Linked DNA regions of Mus musculus: regions 1 and 3 are each linked to region 2. Evidence: chromatin loops called from intact Hi-C (ENCODE). Cell type or tissue: left cerebral cortex. All regions are shown on one strand. Each heading gives the region's core, and the rest is flanking DNA. Links, peaks and the distances in the headings are about the cores only.

Evidence for each region. A loop is a pair of places that touch in the nucleus more often than their neighbours do. Peaks named below come from ENCODE experiments on the same cell type or tissue, not always from the same donor. Only the 100,000 strongest peaks of a DNase experiment are listed, where the experiment ranks them.
Region 1: a loop joins it to region 2, with 4 times the contacts of the local background. A loop is called at or near these places in 2 of 42 quality-filtered maps.
Region 3: a loop joins it to region 2, with 5 times the contacts of the local background. A loop is called at or near these places in 4 of 42 quality-filtered maps.

Annotation. Positions count from the first base shown.
Region 1 is chr7:125,842,855-125,850,663 of GRCm38, forward strand. It overlaps D430042O09Rik (RIKEN cDNA D430042O09 gene), which reads left to right. Exons shown (of 28, transcript NM_001081022.2): 15 at 1-599; 16 at 7,445-7,809. Among named protein-coding and RNA genes, the nearest start is that of Gm51456, 110 kb to the right of the region's middle. In left cerebral cortex, for the core only: CTCF peaks have their summits at 4,030 and 4,688; DNase peaks (open chromatin) are centred at 4,146 and 4,855; H3K27ac peaks cover 1,719 bases.
Region 2 is chr7:126,079,139-126,086,947 of GRCm38, forward strand. It overlaps Gsg1l (GSG1-like), which reads right to left and starts at 3,273. Exons shown (of 7, transcript NM_001101488.1): 1 at 2,722-3,273. The coding sequence starts at 3,040. In left cerebral cortex, for the core only: CTCF peaks have their summits at 2,636, 3,336 and 4,628 (motif pointing left); DNase peaks (open chromatin) are centred at 2,258, 2,612, 2,959, 3,387 and 2 more places; H3K4me3 peaks cover 1,469 bases; H3K27ac peaks cover 1,773 bases.
Region 3 is chr7:125,884,180-125,891,988 of GRCm38, forward strand. Gsg1l (GSG1-like) reads right to left here. Exons shown (of 7, transcript NM_001101488.1): 6 at 7,481-7,551. Among named protein-coding and RNA genes, the nearest start is that of Gm51456, 65 kb to the right of the region's middle. In left cerebral cortex, for the core only: a CTCF peak has its summit at 4,369; DNase peaks (open chromatin) are centred at 3,765 and 4,345; H3K27ac peaks cover 1,052 bases.

The DNA of each region.
Region 1 (7,809 bases), core at 3,346-5,845, 240 kb before region 2:
AGGAGATTTCCTTGGTGAAAAGGTGAATTCTACATCTGGCCTGAAGAACAGTTTGTCCAAGTTACAGGAAGATGTAAGACTGTTGGCAACCCCTGCCTCTATGGGTGATGGGCCCAGTGTCCCTTCTTCATCCTCTCCTGGGAAATGTCTTCCTCTAGAAGAGGAGCCCTCTTTGATCCAACAGCTGGAAAGTCTCAGAGGTAGGAAAATCCCCGAACCGACCGGGAAAACCCCACACTGGTTACAGCCTTCTCTAGCAGGGATGGGCAAGAAACAGACAGTCAGGAAGCCCAAACCCCTGTGGCTCAGTCCTGAAAAAGATCTGGAACAGAAGAGCAGGTTTCCATCTGAGGATGTCATGGGTGATACTCCTGGAGAGGTGGAGACCAGGGAAAAAGGCCCTCGTCGTGAGCAAGGGAGGACTAGCAGCTGGAATGTCATCACTGAAGAGAGAGCCCCCAAAGCATTCTCCAAAGCCTGTGGCGATGACTTAGACATCTTTAGCCAGCTTCCTAACAGGGATCGCCCTGCTAGTGGGAGGAGGGCCCTGAAGAAGGAAGCCAGCAGTAGCCATGGTGATGACCGGCCAGCCAGCAAAGGTAAGCTTCAAGCTGCCCCCAGTGGAATGAAACCATTTGTTTCCTTGGACCCTGCTTTCCTTATCTAAAAAACAAGGGGCTGTTCTCAAGTAGGAGATCACAAATCTACCGTCTCAGCCAGAAAGGTGGTACAAATGGGGTAACCAGGAACTCTGCCTGTTAAACTCCTAGATGTGATTGTCACTGACACCAGGATGACTGGCACCTTGGCCCATTTTTCTTGTACTACAAGGTTTTTCCAACCTGGACTCAATTCTCCACCTTTGATCAAGACATTAGTACCTAGTAACTTACCTGAGTCTGTACTGTTAGAAGGCCACAAGGCCCAAGGCCAATGAAAGAAGGCAACCTCCACTCTGCGTCTTGTTGCTGGCCTCCAGGAATGCATGGCTAGTGTGCCAGTCTTCTTTTGCTTTTGTCAGTACAAACTGGAGTATAGAAAGTCGTGCTGTACAGTGTTAGCAACTGATGGTGATCATTTTGAAACCACTGTGTGTATTTAAAAGAAACCATCATGGCTCAGGCCGGTAATCCCAGATACTCCAGAGGCTGAGGCTGGAGAGTTACAAGTCCAGGGCCTACTTAGGCTTCAGAGTGAGTTTGAGGCCAGCCTGATCAACTTAGTGAAACCTTGTCTCAAAATACAGAGGCAGAAGGGCTAGAACAGTAGCTCAGTGGTGCAAGGTCCTTTCCAAGTATTAAAATAAAACCAAAGCCACATCTGCTGGCAGAGTTCAGGCTGAGACTGTTGTAATCTTTGCAGTGGGTTATTCACATCCTGAATGTGAAGGGGGTTCAGGGTGTGGTATTCACATATTCATCCTGAATAAGAGGGCACCAGGGTTGGGGCACTGCATATCCATCCTGAGTAAGGTGGGTATTATGAAGGGAATGCTGTGTCCAACTGTATAAGAGGGCACCAGGGTGGGGACACTGGTAGAGACACCCAGACTTGCCCCTGTGTTGTGGAGTACCTTATCAGTTAATTAATATCTGAATGAATCCGGCTTGGCAGGCTCTCTGCTCTCTGAGCCTCAGTGTCTTCATCTATACGACAGGAGTGACACATCCTTCTTGGAGTTGTGAAGGACAAACAAGACAGTGGCTTTAATGAAGCAACACAGCTTCCCTGGTTCCTGGGGAATGTTCAGCAAGTAATGAGTGAGACATCAGCCTGTGTCTTGTACCCCACAGACCTGCTGACCTCAATTTGAACTCCGTTCCCCCTATTCCCACAAAGCACCCCTTTCCTCCAGGATTGTAGGCGGTCATTTGAGATCTGTGGGCTGTGCTTGGCAGGTAACCTGGCACAGAAGCATGCCTCAACAAATGCTGAATGCTTCTGCTCCCTCAGGCCCAGCCTGCATCACCTGTGCTCTGGGTTGGCCTCTTGTATGGCCACAGGAATCCCTGCTCATCCTCCTTAGTGAGTCATCTCAGGTCACTCCCTCATTGAGTGTCTGCTTGTCTCCTCTTGTAACCCTCAGAATCTGAGGGCTCTCCCCAACCTCTGGCTGTCCTCTGGGTCTGTGCTGCTGCCCACCTTTTATCTAGACTCTGAGACTGGATAAAGCAAAGATCAGGAAATCCCAGAAGGGCATGGTAGGGCTAAGCCTGAAACCTCTACTCTCAGGGAGCTGAGGCATCACCAAGACAGGCTTCTGCTGTATAGAAAGGCCCCGTCTCAAGAAAAACATTAAAATGGTCCAGGGTGAGGGGCTTGATTGGCAATGTCCTTGAGAACCTGATTTGGATGCCCCAAACCCACGCAATTCCAGATCTGGGGGAGGCAGAGGCAGGAGGATCCCTTTTTGGCTAGCCAGTCTAGCCAAATAATGATATCCAGGCTAGTGAGAGACCTTGTCTCGACAGAGATGGGCATTCCCTCAAGATGATAACCAGGTTTGTCCTCTAGCCTCCACAGGCATGCAAATATGTGTATCTGTGCACACACAATTATTTACACACACTAAACAACATAGACAGTAAAAGAAAGAGAAGCCTTCTGGGTATGAAATCCTGGCTTAGGTGACATGCTGTGGGGCAGGACAGTGGTGACAAGCAGGGCCTGGATCCATGTATTCTTTGCCAAGGTCTGGTCCAACCTTAATGATTCTGAATCCTCTTAACAGCCCCATCTTATAGATAAAAAAAAAATGTGAAGTTTAAGCCACTTTTCTAGAGATTCCTTTCCCACACCCAGTGGGGCTAGTATAGAATTTGAGCCACAGTGGATCAGTCCCACCATCCTGAGCCTATTAGCATAACTGCCAACACTCACTGGATGGCCAGCCAGGCTTTAAGCAGACGTGGAGCTGCAGGGAGTTCTTGGTGACAGGCAACAGTCCAACTGTCCAAGTTCAGAGGCCTCAATCTCACTTGAGTTTCTTGCCAGGCATTTCCCTGCTTGGTTCAATGACACATCAAGAATCAAGTCCTTAAGATTTAGTGCTTGTTAGCTGGTTTTGCTAATGAGGAAAGTTGTTTAGAAATGGTGTTATTACCCATCACCCAATTCCAAAGCCCCACTGCCTGGGCCTCCAGGAAGCATGCTGGATGAGTCTACCAAAATGCTAGTGGAGCGATAAGCTTCATAGTGCTCCCCATGGTGAGACCCCCACAGTGGACCTTTACCGTGGCCTAGCAGGGGATCATGTTTTACTATAATACCATGTCCATTCTGGAAGCGGGGTGCATCGGCCATGGGTGGATGAGGTGTCATCAGCCTTTACCATGAGCAGTGAAGAGTAGGTGGAGACTTCAGGGTCCAAAATACCAAAGGCTAGTAGCATCTTCTCCCTGTTCCCTTGGTTCTCTGCACAAGTCCACCAGACCACCTTTTCCTTGCTAGTTTGTTCACAGGTAGCCAAAGGCCTTTCAGTCCCAAGTGTCTGAGTGCTGGTTCTGGGCCCTGCAGCCAATTCTGGAGTCTCAAGGGGTGTTGATTGGTAGACTTGGGTCAGTTGTCCAGACTGTGCCCAGTCAGCAATGGCTGAAGCAGGTGCAGTGGAAGGAAGGTAGGTAGTTGTGTTGTATTTCCCCGTCCATTCTTGTCCATTCTTGCTTCCTGTGTTAATGGCCATTGATGCCGATGTGCTGATGGTGACAAGGGCAGTTTTATAAACTCTGAGCTTCAATTGTCTGTATCTGACTCCACACAGGACAAGTCTTCTGGCTTCTTGAATCCTGTTGTGTCATCATCAGAGATCCTTCTAGACTTCATAGACTGCAGATGGACACCATTGCTTTCTGCTGCTCATTTGGGTTTAGGACTGGATCTGGGGACATGGTTTAATGAGAGCGTGTTTAACATTTATTTCATCCTCAGTACCACAGAAGAGAAACAGGAAACTTCCTGTCTAACAGAGATTTAGGATAAGCTTGTCAGCAGTGACAAGCCAAGCCTTAGCTTAGTCCCAAGTAGTCTCAGAGCATGTCCCCAGCAGAGGCGCACAGGGAGACACCTGGATGCCAGCTGCCATCACAGCCAACAGGGGCAGGAGAAAGTCTATGCCTCTCCTTTTAGAACAAGTATGCGACTCAGGGAGGAGCCTGGAAGGCAGACTCAGAAGGAATGCCAAGTCCCTGCTCCCTGGCAGAGGCATGCCAGCCAAGTTCCTGGTGTATGGTGTATGTAGTGTTTCCTGGCACGCTTATAGGCTAATCCCGCCATTACTTTCAGTCAGAGGAATTCAGATCACAGAGACCAGAGTGATGACAGCCTGTGCTAGAGCCCCTTCTGCCACGTGTCACACCAGTTCCTGGGAGGAGAGAATAATGGGGACTTCTGGGTTCTTTATTGGTGGCAGATAGGAAGATGGGAACAGAAGAGGCATGGGAGAACCTGCAGGTTACGACCTCCAGGCTGATCCAAGAGACTGAGGGCAAGAAGCTAGTGTTGACAGGCCTTCCTGTCCCAGCAAACACGTCTAGGTATTTCTAGCACCTCATGCTTTCTGTGCATGGCACCCGGTCATGCCAGGGAGCAAGGATGAGGTGGAGGGGTGGCACTGAAAGGAAGTGACCATGTGGAAGAAGAGCTGTCCCCACAGAAGGCAGAGAAGGACAAAGCCCCACTGAAGAAGACATCTGGTGGGGTGAAGGAGAATAGCAGTGGCTGGGGAGATGGAGGTTGCAGAATTAGGAAGAGCCGCAACAGGGCTTGTGGGCACAGTGAGCAAAAGCATTCTTATTCTTGGCATAAGAAATGATCGTGGTGATGAAAATAGCATGTGACAAACTCTGCTGTAGGCTCATGGCTCAGGGTGTTAAAGTGACCAGACCACACAGATAGCAATCTAGAAAGTGTTTTCTAAGATAGAGAGGCTTCTTGCCTTCAGTCCTCCAGATCAGTGTGGAGGCTGTCATCTGTGGGTTCTGCCATGCCTGCTTTGTCCCCTCTTTTCTATCTGTCACCAGCAAAGAGCCTAGTAGTTTTGTCACTGGAATTAAAGAAGCCTGGCAGAACTTGCTCTGAGGTTGGACAGTGCCTGTGTGGGAGCTGAGAAAGAGTGCTAGCTGGGTAAGAACAGGGCAGGATGGAACCAAGGACCAAGTAAGTCTCAGGTATTCTTAGACTTTGCAGCAACAAGGTGGTGCCACTGTGCTAGGACGCTGTGAGTAGGCTGGGTGTGGTGGGCACACTGTGCTCTTGTGATTCTGGAGGCTGAGGCAGGTAGGTCACAGTTTGAGGCCAGTCTGAGCTATGGAATGAGACTGCATCTCAAAGGGGTGGGGAGAAAGAAGCAAAGAAAGAGATATATGGGTGGAAAAAGAAAGAGAGAGGAAAGGAAAAGAAACAAAAGCTAGCTAGCTAGACCTATGGGTCAGGTAGCTGAAGTGGTATGTTTCCTAAACCACTGGGAGGACAGACTGTCAAATGCAAGACCTTTGTCTGGGATGTCAGGAATGAAGTGAAAACTGACAAAGACTAGAAGTCATTGTCACTTGCTGTAAATGGGGAGTCCTGAGAGTCATAGGCATCCTAGGCATTCAAAGTGCAAAAAGCCACCAGTGCTGTGGGGAACAGGAGATGCAGGAGCCCATAGAAAGCCATCAAAGTTTCTCCTTACCTTTTGATTCCTGTTCCCAAGTTGGCATCATTTTTAGGCAGGTTCCCCACAGTGTAGTCAGCTAGGCCTCCACATATAGCAACCCTGTATCCCATCAGTCTGACTCGGCCAGGAGAATGACAGCACACACACACACACACACCAGCTTCTGTGTGGATAGCCTCACAGTGGGATGGTCTTCAGAAAGCTGAGGCTTGTTCCCCAAAGAAGGGAAGCTGAGTTCAGGGTGGAGTTGAAAGGCCACTATTAAGACAGGAAATAGATGTCTGTATAGAAAAGGGGAGGAGAACAGGGCATGATAGGAGGGAACCACAGGATCTGGTACCCTCCCTTTTCTAGACAGGAGAGATGTATACATGTCTGCAGGCCGAGCGAGCAGTGGAAAGCTCTGGAGGAAGCAGTGTTGGAGGAACCTAGAGAGAGGAGTAATTGATAGTGCCAAGCTCCCTGGAGCGCAGGCTGGGAGTGGACTGCAGGCAGGGAGTGGAGCGCAGGTGCTGCCCAGTAGGAACCAGCCTGGAATGGCAGAGCTGCATGCTGCTGTGTATTCACAGTGACCTCTTCCCATGACTGGCTGTGCTTGGCTGCCAGCAAAAGCCACTGCCTGATGGTCACACTGAGCTCATAGACCCTGAGAGGGGGCTTCAGAGCCATCCTTGAAGTTACTGGTTGAGTCCCTATGCTGAGATTCCGGCTTTGTCCATACGTGGGAGCAGACAGATGCCTTACCTTTCATACACTTAGTGAAGTTGACTACTTTGAACTTGTGGTCCTCCTGCCTCCACAGACCAGTGCTGGTACTCAGACTTAACATTCTTTCTTGAGCATTCATCCCACTGTTGAAGAATGCCTTGTAGTGCTGCCAGAGTCATGGGACTGGTCCAGCCTCCAGTGCAGTGCAACCTACACTGTGACCAACTCAGACCTCATGGGCCATGATGTGTCCCTGGCTATGGGAGTTTCAAAGTCGGGTGACTTCTGGTAAAGTTTCTAATGCCAAACTAGCCTTCCTGGGTCAGCTTCCTGTCACCATGGTACTCAAGATGAACAAATTTCAAAGGGAATAGATCATTGTGACCCACAGGTTCATAGGCTCAGGCCTGAGCTATCTGGCCATGTTGCTTTGGGCCTACAGAAAACACGATTCGATGGCAGTGTGTGGTGAGGGAGGCTGCTTACCTGATGGCAGTTGGAGACTGAAGAGAGAGAGAACATCTCAGAGTCCCCTTCAGGGACGTGCACTCGCCTTGTAAAGGCTCCATCCTTCCCAGTAGTGCCACAGTATGGATGCCAAGCCTGAATCATTCAAGATTCAAACTGTAGCTCTTCTCCTGATTTGTATAACTGTTGTACTCCTAGAAAGTTCAAAGTCTATTAAAAATACATCTTGTTTTTCCTGAAAAGAGTGTCTAGACTTAGGTTATGATAAACAGTTCTTTGTCAAGACCAACACTGAAGAGCACGTGGGACAGGAAGCCATAGTTCACATAGTCCATCCAGAAGTTGTGGCGTACTCATGTGGATCATCTCCGTGTTGTGGAGTACCTTATCAATTAACTAATATCTGAATGAATCTGGCTTGGCGGGCACTCTGCTCTCTGAGCCTCAGTGTCTTCATCTATAAGACAGGATTGACACATCCTTCTTGGAGTTGTGAGGGACAAACAAGACAGTGGCTTTAGTGAAGCAACAGAGCTTCCCTGGTTCCTGGGGAATGCATGCGTTTCCAAGGTGTGACACTAATAGGGTGCCCCCTCCTGTGTTCTCTTTCAGAAGACACCCAGGCCTCCCAGACACTGCCTTGGTTGCAGTGGTATGGTGAGCAGGAACACGCACTGCATGCATCATGGGACTCCCTCACTGCCTTCGACCGTGCCCACCGGGGCAGAATCTCTGCCCTGGAACCACAGGGGGACATCCTAGATGAGTTCCTGAAGCAGCAAAGGAGCAGCCGGCATGAGGAATTCCCAGCCCCTTGCAGAGAGGAGGAGCCAGAGCCCTCCACAGAGATGGGTGGTGACAGCGACTTTAAAATCCCAGTCCTCCCTTATGGACAGCACTTGGTTATTGACATCAAGTCTACATGGGGAGACAGACACTATGTTGGCCTTAACGGCATAGAAATATTCAGCTCCTCA
Region 2 (7,809 bases), core at 2,223-4,722:
TCTCATGGTAGCAAGACGATCCATCCACCCACCATCCCACACAGGGCAAAGCGAGTCTAGAGTCAGACTATAAACCTACAGGTCCAGGGTCTCTGCTTCCACTTCTGAGCTGCCTGCAAGCTCCTACATCACTCTCAGATCACACCTCCTCCTCTCCCAGGGTCTACCCCTTTCTCTCTCTCCAATGCCACTCAGCCAGTCTTGCAGGCTCATAATGCCACAACCTTGGGCTTCCTGATACACTCCTGTCCTAGACTACACTCACACAGGGCCAAGGCTCACACATCATGTAAGCAAGCAACGGTCAGCATAAGCTCGACTTCATCACTTTGCACCCAAGACCTTGTTCCCTCTCCAGGCCTGAACCTTGCCCCCTCCCCCCAGTGCAGTCATCCCAGTTCTTCTAAATATCAAACCCAGTAAGAGATCTAATTTGCAGGAAGGGACTAGAGACCGTTTAGGGCTGCTGTTCTCTGACTGCACAAGGATGGCCATGCCTCCTCTTAGAGGGAGGAGGAGGCTCTTTAGGGTGGGGCTGGTTGACTCTGTGTCTGTCAGGATAGGCTGGAGTGTCATCTCTGGGAAAGGGGCCTTAGGAGATGCCCCCTCACAGGTACCCAGGGGTAGAGAGGCAAGAGCAGCCATGCTGAGGAGCTGGGCGGGGGTGGGGGGGAGGGGGCTGCTGATCATCCAGTGAGCCAGTGTGGATCCCGAAGCTGGAGTCCCACCAGGGTGGACCCAGCTGCACGGACAGGGGCCTAGGCCTTCCCTGGCTGCAGCAGCAGCAGCAACAGCAAGGGAGAATAGGGCAGGATTTGTTCAGGCCTTGTTGGGATGTTTTTCCCTCTTGGAGTAAAAAAAATAAAATCATCACAGAACCCAGAAGACAGGTTGTCATGGCAACAAAAGTTTGAGGCCAGGTACATCCTGACACCCTTTGGAGCTCAGTGGTGAAGGCAAGATCTGGGGGGCTGTGCACAGCAGAGAGGGAAACCCATCTAAATGGCCTTAGACCTCCCAAATTTCTCATCCGCAACTGTTTGACAAGCTCAGGGGAAGGCGATTGTGATTTTCTGGGAGGACCAAGCTGTAGCCAAGGAAAACCAGGGAAAGCAGCGCTTGGTTTTTATCCACCCAGCAGATCACACAGGAGCATCGTGACGAATGGGGCCGGGGGATGAAGGTCTCACATTGACCATAAGTGATCCTGTCTCAGGTCCCCAAACTGCATGGGTCCCCTTCTCCATCAGTCCTCTGGTTGTTCTCCAGCCACCAAGAAGACAATCCAAGCTCCCTCATCAAACTCCCCTGAGCCTAATCTGAAAAATGGGTCTTCCACAAGTGGCTGCCTGGCCCAGAGGCTAGGATGTAACAAGATTCCACAGGTGACAACTTTAGCCTGGCCTGGTGCTCAAAATGCACTGAAGCTCTCTAACATTGCTTTCAACACGTTTCTGTTAACATTAAAACAAAAACAAAAACAAAAACAAAAACAAAAACAAAAACAAAAACAAAAACAAAAAAAAACATAGCAGTCAAGCTTGGACATAAAGCTTGGGATGCTTGCTCAAAGCACGGAGCCAGGGATGGCTACAGAGCTTATGGGCAGCCGCCTTCAGACAGCTTTTGGGACAGCCAGCAGGCTCCGATGAGAGCCCAGGCACACTACAAAGGCAGGGCAGGTTGCCTCAAGCTGCCAGGGACAAGGCCCATCCAGGCACTGTAGGGTGGCATGTCCCCCAGGGCAGGGCCTCCCAGATCTCAGGAACTGCTGCCTGCAGTTGGAGGAGGACCCATGGTCATCCCTTCTCATTCTTTGGGCTGTCGTGTATGAAGGTCTATGGAGACCTGAGCCTGGAGGGGGCACATGTCTACCGTGCTCCGTGGCTGCTGTGGTGTGGGAGGATCAGGCTTGTGGAAGCAAGAAGTTTTAGACAGGAGGCTTTTAGACTATGCTGAGTGTGAGGAAGATACAGCTACATAAAGGGGGAGACGGCGCTTCCAAAGGGATCCTGCCAGAACAGTGGCTTACTACCCGAAAGCTGTGGGTTGAATCCATAGCCAGTACCACCCACCATATGGCACAGTCCCCTATCAGGCAGAGGTCCCCTGAGTGCTCCAGACTTGCTATCTTTTGGGGGTATTCACTTCAGCCCCATATGTCTGGGTGAGGGGACAGAAGTGTCGGTCTACTTTCTGAAAAGCCTGCCCCCTCCCCAGTTCTGAAAGAGACTTGTGCTAAGCCAGGATCCCTCAGCTCCAGTGCCTAAGTTGCCTGTTTTCCCGCCTGCCTCCCTTCTCTCCCTCCCTCCCACACCATCCACTCCCGCATCCACTCCTGGGAGGGCTCCAGGATACCCCGGCTAGTGGAAGGACATAAGGGTGCTCATCAGACTCCTCTATCCCCTGCTTTCTCCAGCCCTATCGTAGACGTTTAGCGCAGCTTGAGAGTAGCAGAACCGTTGGGTTCCTGGCCCCGGAGATCTGCGGTGGGAAGGGTTGCCTACAGCAAAGGTCCCCGGCCCCCACTATCACCTCCCGAGCTGAGACGGGCGGATGGGAGCAAGGAGGGGTACACGGGGAAATGACTTCAGGCCGAAGAGGGACCGCACGCACTGGAACTCGCAGCCAGGGTGCGCGCGCGGGGGACCGGGACGCGCCACCTCCCCGGTCCGGGACCAGCGGGCGCGCGTCCCCGGGGAGCCCCGCGCCAGCACTCACCCGGGCCACCGAGCTCTTCCTCACACGAGTACCAGATGCCAGTGTGGAAACGGCGCAGCTGGAAGCGCTCGTCGCCCGCCTCCCAGCTGTAGGGCGCGCCGGCCGGGCTCGCGGCGACGGGGGCGGCTGTGCTGTTGGCCGTGGCGTTGGCGCCCGAGTTGGGGCAGTTGGCGCCGCCGCCCTGGCCGCAGCCAGGCTTGGGCACCCGTTGCGTGCCCTGGCACCAGTACGTGGTGAGGAAGGCGGTGGTGGCGAAGAGCAGCGCCAGCAGGTTCAAGGCCACGGCCAGGAGCGCTCGGCCGCGGCGGCTCGTCTTCATGCCGCCCGCGCCGCCCGCAGCTCCGCGCGAAGTTGGCAGCGGTGCCCGCGTCAGCGCCCGCCCCGGGGCTCAGGTGCCTGCGGTCGGCGACGGTGTTCGCGGCGCAGGCCCATGGCCCACGGCGGGGACGCGGGGCGACGAGGACGCGGGGCGACTGGGGCCGCAGAGTGGAGCCGACCAGCGCGCCCGGAGCCCGGAGCGCGAGTGCGCTTCGGCGAGCAGCCGCGGGCGCCTGGCAGCGGCCACGGCGCAGGGACGCGCGCCCCTCCGTGGGGAGACACCTGCAGGCGGCCGGCGACACTGTTCAGCGCCCGCCCGCGCGCGGAGAGGGGGCGCGCCACGCTGGGCGCGGGCGGGGGACAGATCCGCGCGGGAGTGGAGAGGGACAAGTGAGAGATCCCAGGCAAGACGCTCCCAAAGGAGCCTCACTCAAGGCAGGAGAAGACCTCTCACCCAGACCCACACAGCCCTGCCAGATAAGTGACAAGGCAGCTTCTGTGGGTCTTTAGACTGTCAGGGGCCTCTGCAAAGGCTGCAAGACCCATCTGGAGCTTAGGAAGGGATGGGGATGCAGAGCCTCAGCGTTTGAAAGGCTTGTCCCTGCTCACCCTTGCTATCTGAGACCAATTCCTATCCACAGGCTCTCTGTCACCACACAGGAGGGCAGAGAGCTTGCAAAGAGGCAGCCTGCACAAGGAAGCGAGCATAGGATGTGACAAACAGGGCTTCTCCACCCAGGCTATCCACACCAGAGACCCAGAACATGACTCAAGAGGCCACAAAAAGAACAGCAAGTCGTGGTCGCCAAAAGGTGGTGTCCTGCAGGTCTGCGAATGCTGAATGCTTAAGACTGGCCGGGCAGGGTTGGTTAACCATCCTGACTTTGCAGTCAGTTAAATCCAGGACTCGACCAGCTGTGTGACTTTGAACAAGACACTTGCTCTCTCTGACCCTCGATTTCTGTATCTATAAAAAGGAAAGAATGTGTTCCAGAGCCAGAGGTGGGGAAGGCATCTGGCACACAGTAGGCACTCAGTAAATGCTGACACTATTAGGAATATCTGGGCCAAGGAGTTGACGAAACTCAGACCTTTTTAGCATCTCTTTCTCAAACTAGGATTGCTCATCTGTGAGCACCCCCAACCCCACCTCTGCTCTAAGATGAAGCTACACCCTTCACTCTTCCCACTGCATGGGGCACAGTGCCTGGATGCCCAGGGTGTGCAACCATTAATTGCACATTGATTGCAGGAGCTAATTTGAATTCTGCCCAAGCCAAGAATGACTCCAGCCACCCCCAGCTTGCCGAGTGGCAGGCTTTGCAGAATTCAAGGTTAACAGATTACGAATTGCCTTACTCCTGTGGGTGAGCCCCACTCACTGCCAGCTGCTGCCACTCTGCCTGGGGGCAGGAGAGACTAAAGCAATGCTGGTGTGAGGACAGCCAGGGGAGCCCTGCACTTGCTTATCAGAGCTTCTTTCTGGCCCCAAACAAGGAGTTTCTAACTATTTTCAGGAGAACTTCTGGATTGCAATGGTGCATTCGAGTATTGGTTAATGTGAATGAACGACCACAAGGAATCTGCTGCCCTCAACAGGCATGCAATATGTATCATCTGAGCCTGTCCACGTTTAAATGCAGCCCTGGGGTGTGCACTGACGTGACACTTCCTTGGCCTTGAGACTCAGTTAGTATTCATGTGGCAAGGCACGTTTCTTTCAAGCTGGGAACCCTGTTCTGGGGCGGGAAGCGGGGAGGAGTTCAAAGCAAGGAGAGCCCAGAGGAAAAGTCTCAGGGACTACTCTTCTTAAGTAACACCCAGAGGAAGCAGAGACCCGCTGTGATATCCTGTCAGGGGTACCCAACCACCTGCTCACTGAGCAGCCACTGTATGCTCAGCTCAGGAAAGAAGAGAGAACATGAGTGACATTAATAAGACCAGCACAGGCTGCCTGTGCAGGGGTGAAGGGCAGGGAGGGGTAGATGTGGGCGGAGCTTGGAGGAAGGTGTCATAGGAAGGTGCATTGGAGCAAAGCCGGGAGACACCAGGAGGCTCTCTGCCAGGGAAAGAAAGTTCCTAGCAGGGGAACCAATGGCCAATGCAAAAACCTGACACCCTGGCGGGTTGGGGGTTGGAGGGAGGGAGCACAGCCTGAACAAGGGACAGCAAGGGAACAGCAGAGGACAGATCACAGAGGTCTGAGTCATGTGGGGCCTGCAGAGGGTCTGGGCAGAGTCCAATGATCTGGAGAAGACCCACTCCAGCTGCTAAGTGAATAAAGATGGCTGCTGATCAGCTAGGGGTAGGTAAGTGACACCAGGGGTTCAGGCAGGATCATCCAAAGGCCAAGAAAGCTCTGGGTTGTTTCTGTTTGCTTGCTTGCTCTAGGCAATGAAACCCAGGGTTGGATGGGACCCAGGGTCATGTCTGCTAGGCAAGTGCTGTACCACAGAGCCGCAACCAGTCCCTCCTGGGGTGATTTGAAAGGCAGACCCAGCATGATTTGTTTAAGGCAAAATGGAACACGGAATGTAAGGAGGTTTTCAGGGGCATCTGCAAGGTCAGGGGCTCATAGAGAAAAATTCAAATTGGGATTGATTTTGTGCTTGCTGAATGTTCTACCAGAGCTGATAGTAGAGACCAGTAGGAGGAGCTACCTTTCAGGTATGCCTTCCTGAAAACCCTCTCAATGTATCAGAAAGCCCTTTGGATACCATGGATATTTTCATACCAAATAATGGCAGAGCTGCATCCAGGCAGGGTGGCACACCCTGTAACCCCAGAAGTTGAGGCAGGAGGATTATGCGTTCCGGGGAATCCTGGGCTACATAATGAACTAACAGTCGTAGCTACATTGACCTTGGTAACAGACAAGGGTTGGGTATGGTTTAAGGAACTAGGAATTTGCACCCAAGACCTTGGTACTCACTTCATCCTACTGACGCAGCCAAGGCCGGCCAATAGGCTCCTGTCCCCAGCCCTCACCTGAGCTGCCCACCTCTGCACCTGCTGCAGAAGGTTCAGCCCCGTCTCACCTCGGCTTGCCCTGCGAACACCACCGGCTTCTGCTCACATCTCTGCTCACATCTCACTGTGGTTGCGGCTCTGTGGTACAGCACATGACAACACCAAACTCCTCTGTGGTCCCTGACTCTGCACATCCATCAAGCTGTTCCCACTGGAATGGCCTTGCCACCTCATCCTGAGTGTCCTTCCTACGATTGACCTCCACTCCTGCTGCCCTAGCAACTGCTGTCGCTCCCTCTCTGACCCCCAGTGTTAGTGAATTAATCTAAACGGTGAGGTTTATCTTCAGACCTGTTTCTCTGATGGGCCTGGGGCCCTCCAGATCCCCTACACTGGCAGCTAGCGGTTCAAATCCGGCCAGAAGCATGTTTGGTTTGGCTTGGATGAAGTTAGTACCATATGCGCCAACATTTCCTCATTGGCCACATTCAAGAATCCAAGATTTGCCATAAAAACGCAGGTTCTCGGCTTCTCTTACAAGATCAATTTACCTTCCAGCACTAGGCCTGCAACTGCGTCTGGCAGAAGTTTGTTGACACCCCTGTAGAGAAGCCAGAGCGACCACAGGGTCTCTACCTTCCCAGCACTTAGGGAGCTTGCCAGGCAACAGGTGCCTTTGAGTGTGAGACTCTCTCTCTCTCTCTCTCTCTCTCTCTCTCTCTCTCTCTCTCTCTCTCGGCGGGGGGGGGGGGGCACCAAGGTTCAAAGGTCAACCTCCAGTGTCATTCCTTAGGAGTGCCCACCTTGGTTTTTGAAACAGGGTCCCTCACTAGGACCTTGGGCTTTGGCTTAGGCTAGGCTGGCTGACCATCTCTGCCTCCTGAGCCCTGAGATCCTAAGTCTGCTCTGCCACGGCTGGGTTTTTAAGTGGGTGCTGATGTTGGGCCCTCACGTTTGTGTGGCAAACACTTTCCCATCTGAGCTACCGTCCCAGCCCTGACTCCCATGTTCAAGTGCAGGACAATGACTGCCCTCGGAAGGGGACGGTGGCTGGGACAGGCTGTGTGTTCAGCTCATGAAACCTCACTGGCTGTACAGCTGGGAATTGTACATTTGTTTTACATAAAAAAAAAATTTACCAGAAAAAATAGTTGCTATTAAAAATGAAAGTGGTACTTTTCAGGAAATACAAACACGCTTTGAAGGGGCATAATCCCCAGGGGACTTGGATTTCCACACTTCCTTGGAGTCAGCTGCTGTAAGCCGCCTCCTTCTAAGCTTCCTCATTCCTAACCCTGCAGAACAGAGCCCCCAAGCCTCTAGGCTCTCCTAATTATAGCAAGTGATTAGGCAGTTGCCAATTACTGGGGAAGTTTTTAAACAATCTCACAGTGTCCAAGCCAAAAGCCTACTTCATTCCCCTGCTCAAGACACCAGCACGGCCATGCTACTTGGGCAGGGTTTTTAGAAGAGGGAGGGGCCCAGAGCTCTGTACAATTAAAGCCTTCCCTCCCAGAGGGCAGAGTCTCCTGGGAGAAAGGAACGGGCCTCATTAGACAGTGATGGGCTGGAACTCCTCCTCCGCTCCGTTGTTTGCGCTGCCCAGTGTAAAATCCAGGCCCATATACGTGAGGCAAGTGCCCTGCCCCCAGCCTCTCAGGTTATTCTTCAATGCCAGCATTGCCGGCCCTTTGAGCTCTTCAGGAAGTTTCTCTCAGTCTTTGTACTACACACTAGGGTATCCATGAACAAGACAACATAGGAAGCCAGGCTGAGTGGCATATGACTGTCATCCTGGTA
Region 3 (7,809 bases), core at 3,346-5,845, 190 kb before region 2:
TGTGGAGTTTTCTTTTTTTTTTTTTTTAACCAGGGTGCTGGGTACCCACCGTAGGCGTTATGTTTATATGGCGAGTACTTTGCCAGCTGAGCCATCCTCTTGGCCCCATGCACGAGTTTAAAGCTGTGTGGCTTTTGTCAGGCAGCCTCACCTCTTTGAGCCTGAGCAGATAGAGGTCAGGAGTCAGAAAGCCCAGCTGGCCCCTGCCCTGAGGCCCCTTAGCACCTGGTCTCTGGACAATGACAAAATAACAAAGTGCAAATGTTCAATAGGACTGGGCTCAGCACCTCTCTCCACAGATGGGGAAACACAGGTTCATAGTCGGAAAGAAATTGGCTCAAGCCCCCCTGGGAGGGCGGGTAACATGGAGCTTTAATTTCCCCTTAGACCCTCCCTCCCCTAAGCTTAGAGAGCCTTGATGTGTGCAAGGCTCTAGAAAGATGATTTTTCATTACTTTCAATTGTCTTCCTTATTGTTTGCTTTTGAGACAGGGTCTCACTGTGCTGAGAGGCCAGCTTCAACCTTATGATCCTCCTGCCTCAGCCTCCTGAGTGTTGGGTTACAGGCCTGCCCCATCACACCCAGACCTTTTTTTTTTTTTTTTTTTGAAATAGATATCAAACCATGAACACGCATAATATCTGCCCAGCTCTAGCCAAAGGGCCCGGTCCGTCTGTGACACTACAATGCTCTAGATGGCCCAACATCAGTGTGGCTCCTAATTCTCCATACACCTCTACGCAGCAGGAGGGCCTTCAGATGCACTAGGACAGAGGCCAGCTCTGCTGGGATCCACAGCAGGCTCCCAGCCACTGGCCCCATGCTGATGGTATATGTCTGTCAAATGAATACGTGATATGGGCTGGAGACAAGGACCAGGCTTAAGTGAACCCACCTGAGAAGGAGAGGATGCAGTCTGAGGAGGGTGGCTTTATCTGCTCTGCCTGAGACCCTGGGCCTCTGAACCTTCCCTGACCCTGGTCTCTTCCTCATACTTAAGTCTACCTGATGCATCTTCCCCAGAACCACCAAGCCCTTGGATCAAGCATGTCCCCCATCATAATGACTGCTGGGTTATACACGTGGAAAACACTGTCTGCCTTCTAGATGCTTCCAGGGAGGGGACAGAGACAGGCACGACTGTGAGTGATGACAGCAGCGCTACTACAGCTGTCCCAGTCACCTGAAACCAACTCTTGTCATCTGCACTCAGTAAGGCAGGAGCTGCCTGCTGCTGAACTTGTCCATAGCTGAGGGACCGAGGCCTCACCTGGGAGAAGTAATTTACCCAAGGTGTCTCCATTGGGATGTGAACCCGAAACTCTAGTCTCACAAGCACTATGACATCTTAATTGCCAGTGCACTAGACTGAGAGATGCCTAGGAGATCAGGGTGCCTGGGGGGTGGGGAGGGATGGAGGGGGTTCCAGAACCATTACATCACCAGGGCTCTGACCTAATGGATCTAGTTAATTCACTGATGAAATATAAATCTGTACAACTATAGCGCGGGGTAAACCTGGAAAGGTGGAGCCGGCTTGAATGAAATGGGTCACTGGCACGAACCATTCAAGGGCATGTTGGCCTAGCCCCATATGATTTCTGCTGTCTGGCCACCGAAAGGAACAACTTCCCCCCTCCCCCCCCATGATGTTCTGCCTCACCAAGGCTCACAGCAATGGGGCCAAGCAAACATGGATTGAATCCTCTCAAAGTGTGAGCCTGAATCGACCCTTCCTTCCTTAGGTTGTTTCTGTGAAGTGTTTTGTCACAGACATGGAAACCTAACATATCCTCACCTTCAACCTCACAGCCCCAGACAGTAGCGTATGGAGACATGCGCCGCTCTCGATGCAGGACACCGGGTGGTAGCAGCCATTCCCAGACTCTGCAGCTGGACTCTGCAATAGCTCCAGGTTCTATTGCAATCTGTTTACTGCCTTGTTAGAGGGCAGGGATGGGTCATTTCAGGCAGAAGGAACGAGGTGTGAAATAGATTCTTGGCAGCCCTGGGAAGCTTTTAGGAGGTGTGAATGCCCAGCAATCTTGTCATTGGAGGAAGGTAAGCAACACACATGGTTGCAGAGGGAATCCAGGGCTGCACCAGGTTCAGAGGACCACTCATCCTATCCTTAAGGCTTTAGGAGTCTGTAATAAGACACGCCATCATACTTTACAAGCCTGGATCCCACACATCTCAACTATGTCACCCAGAATGCCCTCAAACTTGTAATCCTTCTGCCTCTCATCTGTGCTTGGCTTACAGGCATGGGTTACCCTGCCTTGCAGCAACCTATATTTTAATGAGAGTCCCCAAGTGTTTCTTAGCAACGGGCATGACTGGAATACTACTGCCTTGGATCAAAAATCAGACAAACAGAAAAGCATCGGCATGAATAGAGTTGAGCAGGCCTGTAACCTGGGCCAAGTGACAGTCCCAAGAGCCAGTTCCTTTGCTACAAGACAGAAAGAATGCTGATGACCTCATAGGGACCAAATTGATATCAGAATTTCATGGGGACCTACTGTGTGGACGCATGGCACTACCTTGTGGGGGACTCACTGTTGTATGGGGGATACACAACGACCACTGAACGACAGCAGGCTCCTGTGCTGGTAATATCAACACTCTGGTGGGAAGAGAGTGGAATGAACAAGCTAGCCTGGAGGTCAAAGAGTGAGCAGCAGGCAGGAGCCATGGGAAGAGGCCCCTGGGGGATGCCACCCATGCCCCAGGTGGGGAGGGGCCTGGCTCTGAGCTGGGAAAATGGAGTCAGGCTTGTATCTCAAAAAGATGGGTCAGGGAGATTGGCCCTAGACACAGCAATGTCCTCCCAGTCTATGACCAAGCAGACTGCAGCAGGCAGGAGCCACTCTGAACTGGCTCTGCGACCAGTGGGCCCCAAGGGCACAGGCAGCCCATTTTAAATACAGAAGCCTGCTGGGAACATAGCCACATACCTGCCATCCCAATCCAGGTGGTGGAGACAGGAAAATGACAAGTTTGAGGCCAGCCTGGGCTACATAGTGAAATTCTACCTCAAAGCAAAATACAGAAGAAACCTAGCTTGAACCGGGATCATTCTCCATTCGACTCTCCACCCCAGCACAGCAGCACTAACTCCAGCTGGGACCCCTGACCTCCAGATGGCAGGGTCTCAGATGTCCTCAAGCTGCGTGCCTGTCTGAGTCCAGGAAATTGGCCTTGATATTTATTTTGAAAATATGGTCTGGTCTGCTTCCATTTTAATAACAGAAACAACTCTCGCAGTGTTCTATTGAATTTGATTTTGATCTAATCAAAATGCCAAGTTGCTCTAGGCCCACAGAAAGTCTTCCTTAAAATTCGTTGTGCTGTTCTGGGGGACAGCTATGGCCAAAGCCCATCTTGACAGAGCTCCCACAAGCTGCCTCTGTGTCCTGACAATGACAGGCTCTTGCAGAGCCCTGCCTCACGACACACCTGGCAAATCAAAGGCTTGTCCAAGGCATCAGACTTGACAGGAGCCGTGCGCTGCAAACCCCAGTCACCCCAGAGGATGACACAGATACCCAGATCGGATGGCAGCATCAATTCCATCAAATGTCACATCTGATGTGCTCCCAAACTAGCTGGTGGCACTGCAGAGCAGAGCAAGAAACTGTGGCAGAATCAAATCATAGAAGGACCAAGGGAGAAATAGCAACTTTGGCAGTAGTTAGAAGTGAAAGAAAGTTTATATAACTCTTCTTGTCAGACTAGCTGCTCTGGGAGGAAGTTGTGGGAGATGCTCCGAGGTGCAGTGGCAAGCGCTGAGCACCAACTGCGTGGTACTTGCTGAACTGGGTGCTTGGGCTAGAGACATGGACAAGATGGACAAGGTGTTTATCAGAGAGATGAGAGAAATGGGAAGCAGGGTGAGTCGGGGAGAGTCAGATGCTGGGAAGGAAAGAACCTGGCACCTGGGAAACTAGTCCACAGCTTAGGAGACAAAGCGAACCACACGAAGCTTTAGAGGGAGAGCATCTAGCAAGTACAAAGGTCCTAGGAAGTGAAAGAGCTTAAACATGGTGCAGCTGCTGCCTAAGGTGGCAAAAGGGAGGAGGATGGTGAGGCCGGGGTCCTGAGGCATGAGCTGGAGCCCTCGGTGAACAGAAACATCTCCAGTGCCGAGCTGGGTTTCATCGCAGACTGGATTATGTGAGGTCTCTCTGCTCAGCAAAGTTGCCTAGTAATTCTTCCTTCTTACGTCCGGATCAGTCATCAAAGAGCTAGCAGGCAGGAGCTTTGCTGAGCGCACACAGCAAGTGTTTAATAATGTGGCTCCCTGACACCCTCCTCCCCCATGCCTCCTGCCGGCAAGCTGTGCCCGGCAGGATCTGAGCAGCTGCTTCATGAGGAAATATTGCAAAACTCGCCCAAGCGATTCCAAAATATTTTCTGGGCAGCAACCCCACAGCCGCTAAGAGGCCGGGTTCTGGGGACCGGCTGCTTCTCTAGGCTGTTAGCACTCTACTCTTGCTGGGTTCCCATCCTCGGGACCCAGCCTGGAGAGATGGGTCCACACGGACAGTTCCTCCACACTACTGAGCCTTCATCCCCTCTGTTACTGCCTGACTATATGATATTGGGTAAGCCCAGTCTTTTGGTTTGCTGAGACAAGGTCTCACCATGCAGTCCAGGCTGGCCTCAAACTTATGATCTTCCTACCTTGGCCTGTGAATACTGGGATGACAGGAACGTGCCACCATGTCTGGCCAAAGCTATTCTTGGCCTCCTAGGGTTCTTTGTTCTGTCATCCACCGGGCTGAATTGACTCAGTGAATGAAAGAGCTCATCCTCTCAAGCCCCTGTACTGTGCCCTAGATAAGGTGCCACACCCTGATGTCTCTGGCTAGTGGGGATTCCACCATGGCTCTTGCCGCACTGTGCAGCAACAGAATGGGCCTTGCTGTCCTACAGACTTCTGGGGCCCAGAGGAGCCTATGAGCAGGGATAAATGAGTGAGTGATTAAATAAGAGAGTGGATGGATGGATGGATGGATGGATGATGGGTGGGTGGATGGATAGATGGATGGATGAGTGGGTGGATAGATGGATAGATGGATGTGTGGATGGATGGATGGATGGATGGATGGATGGATGGATGGAGAGATGGATGGATGGATGGATGGATGGATGGAGAGATGGATGGATGGATAGATGGAGAGATGGATGGATGGATGGATGGATGGATGGAGAGATGGAGGGATGGATGGATGGATGGATGGATGGATGGAGAGATGGAGAGATGGATGGATGGATAGATGGATAGATGGAGAGATGGATGGATGGATGGATGGATGGATGGATGGATGGATTGGGTAATGGGTGGGTGGATGGATAAGTAAGGGAACAAGTGAATGTCTCACATGCATCATAGAAACGACTTCTTTAGAGAAGCCAATCCCTGCTTTGTCACAGGCATCCATCCTCAGGACTCCTGGTGGTCCCCACAAGCCCCAGGAGCATGGCCATCTCTACTGTCTGCCCTAATGGAGGACACTGAACAGAGATGCTTGGGAACTGAGACTCCTTTCTCTCCTGTGAAGCCAGAATGGAGAAAGCCTTCCCTATTCACTCTTTGTAGCCTTTGGGCACAGATCCCTGCACGTGCCCTTCTCCAGAGATGATCTTGTAGTGTCTCAGCACCAGCCATGAAGTTCACATCCCTCCAGTGGGCCTGTGCTCTCCCTCCATCCACCTTCTACCTCAGAGATGCCCCCACAGCCCCCAGACTCAACACCAGCAAAGCCACAAGACTTCTTACCAAACTCTTCTATTGATGGTGACACACACCTTTGAAGGTTCCTGCAGAAGTTCTGTGTGACCCCAAGGCTCCTCTCTCCCTGCTCTTGCTCTAATGATCATGGCGGGGGTGGGCATACCTGCTGAGTGCCAGCTAGCAACAGCATGGCTCCACACTCTGGTAGCCACCACCAGTGACCTGAGAAATTCCTGTCATAGCTGGGACAGTATCAGGCCTGTGTCACTGCCCTGATGTTCTCAGCTAGAACCAATTGCTCACCTCTTCCTTGAGTCCCAAGTCCATTCCAGCTTATGATATCTGGGTCCCCTAAGCAAAATGAAGTTCAGTGGATACAGCCTGTTATTGTCATTGTGAGTGTATGTGTGTGTGTGTGTGTATGCATATGTGAGTGTGTATGAGAGCGTGTGTATGAGTGTAAAAGAGACAGTATATATGTGTGTGAGTGTATGTGAGTATGTATTTGTGAGCGTGTATGTGTGTGTGTGTGTATATGAGTGTGTATGAGAGTATGTGAGTGTAAGAGAGACTGTGTATGTGTGTTTGAGTTATGAGAGAGAGTGTATGAGTGTAAGAGACATAGTGTGTATGTGCGAGAGAGACTCTGTGTGTGTGAGTAAGTGTGCATGTGTGAGATGTGTCAGGTCTGATCCCAGAGGAGCCCAGTCTGATCCACTCTGACAATGCCACCAGAAAGCCCCCAAATCTATGTGTCCCCATGGTCACGTTCAAGCTACCATTGTGTTCTCCCGGAAACGGGGGCTTACTCCAGCTTCCAAGCTGCCCTGCCTGCAGCTAGCACAGCCCTCTCTACCTCTGACCCTGAGCTCACTGCAGAGGCATGTGCATGGACAGAGAGGCAAGAGTGGACAGAAAGGTCAGCAGAGACAACAGATGAGGCAGTCAGAGGCTCCAACGGAAGATACATATATGGTAGATAATAAGTGGAGAGATAGATGAGAGGTGACGGATATATAGATGGAAGGATAAACAGACAGACAAGCAGGCAGATAGTCACATAGATATAGAGACAGATGAGCATATACATACATAGACACATAGGTAAATAGAGACAGAGAGCACTGAGGGTAGGGGGCTCAGACTTTACATTCAGCTCCCAGTACTCCTAGCCTTCAAGCATAGAGAGAGACTCAGGTATAGACTGAAGCCTCCAGAGCAGAGGTCTGTGCTAACTAGCAAGGATGTGTGACCTGGGGCAAGTCTCTACCTCTCTGAGGCTTAAGTCACTTACCTGCTAAGCTTCCTGCCTGTGGGAGTTAGAAGTTAGGGATCGTGGAAGCTTGGAAAGCACACATATGCAATGGAGCTGGCAAGGGAAAGCTGCTCACTGAGATGTGACTGCCTCACCTGCTGTCTTTGGCAGCTCCTATCTGATGTGAGGAACACTCAGCTCTGCCTCCCTTTGTCGTCTGGAGCTGACACTTGTTCTCCTGGCTGCCCCGCATCCTTCCTAATGTGTCCGTCAGAGTGAGGCTGGTGAAGTGAATGTGCTCGGAGCCCCTAAGCTAATCTGTCCAATGTTTTTCTCCCTGCCTCGGTGGATCCCACCCAGGGCTGATCTCAAAGGCCACTGGGGATGTCAGGCCAGGCCCGGAGCTGCCAGGCTTCCCATGTGTGGTGTGTGTCGGGAGGAGACTGCTGCTACAGCTCCCTGTCCACCACGTGGCACTTACGGGTCGGGTATCTCTCGTGGCGGCAGGCAAGGCGGAAGTCTTCCTCTTCACTCACGTCCCCCTTCTCAATCCTGGAAAGAAACAAAAGAAAACCCCAAGACTGGAATGAGAAGGCAGGCAGAGCAGAGCATACCCAGGGCTGGAGAAGCACCATGACAACTTTCAAAGTAGCCTTCTACCTGTTGCCCACACCCTGAGATATGGGCACCACTTTTCCCATCTATGGAAAAGAAACAGGTATTCAAGGGACAATTGGGCTGCAAAGCAATCAGTAACCATACACATGGCCAGGGCTTGCACACACACACACACACACACACACACACACA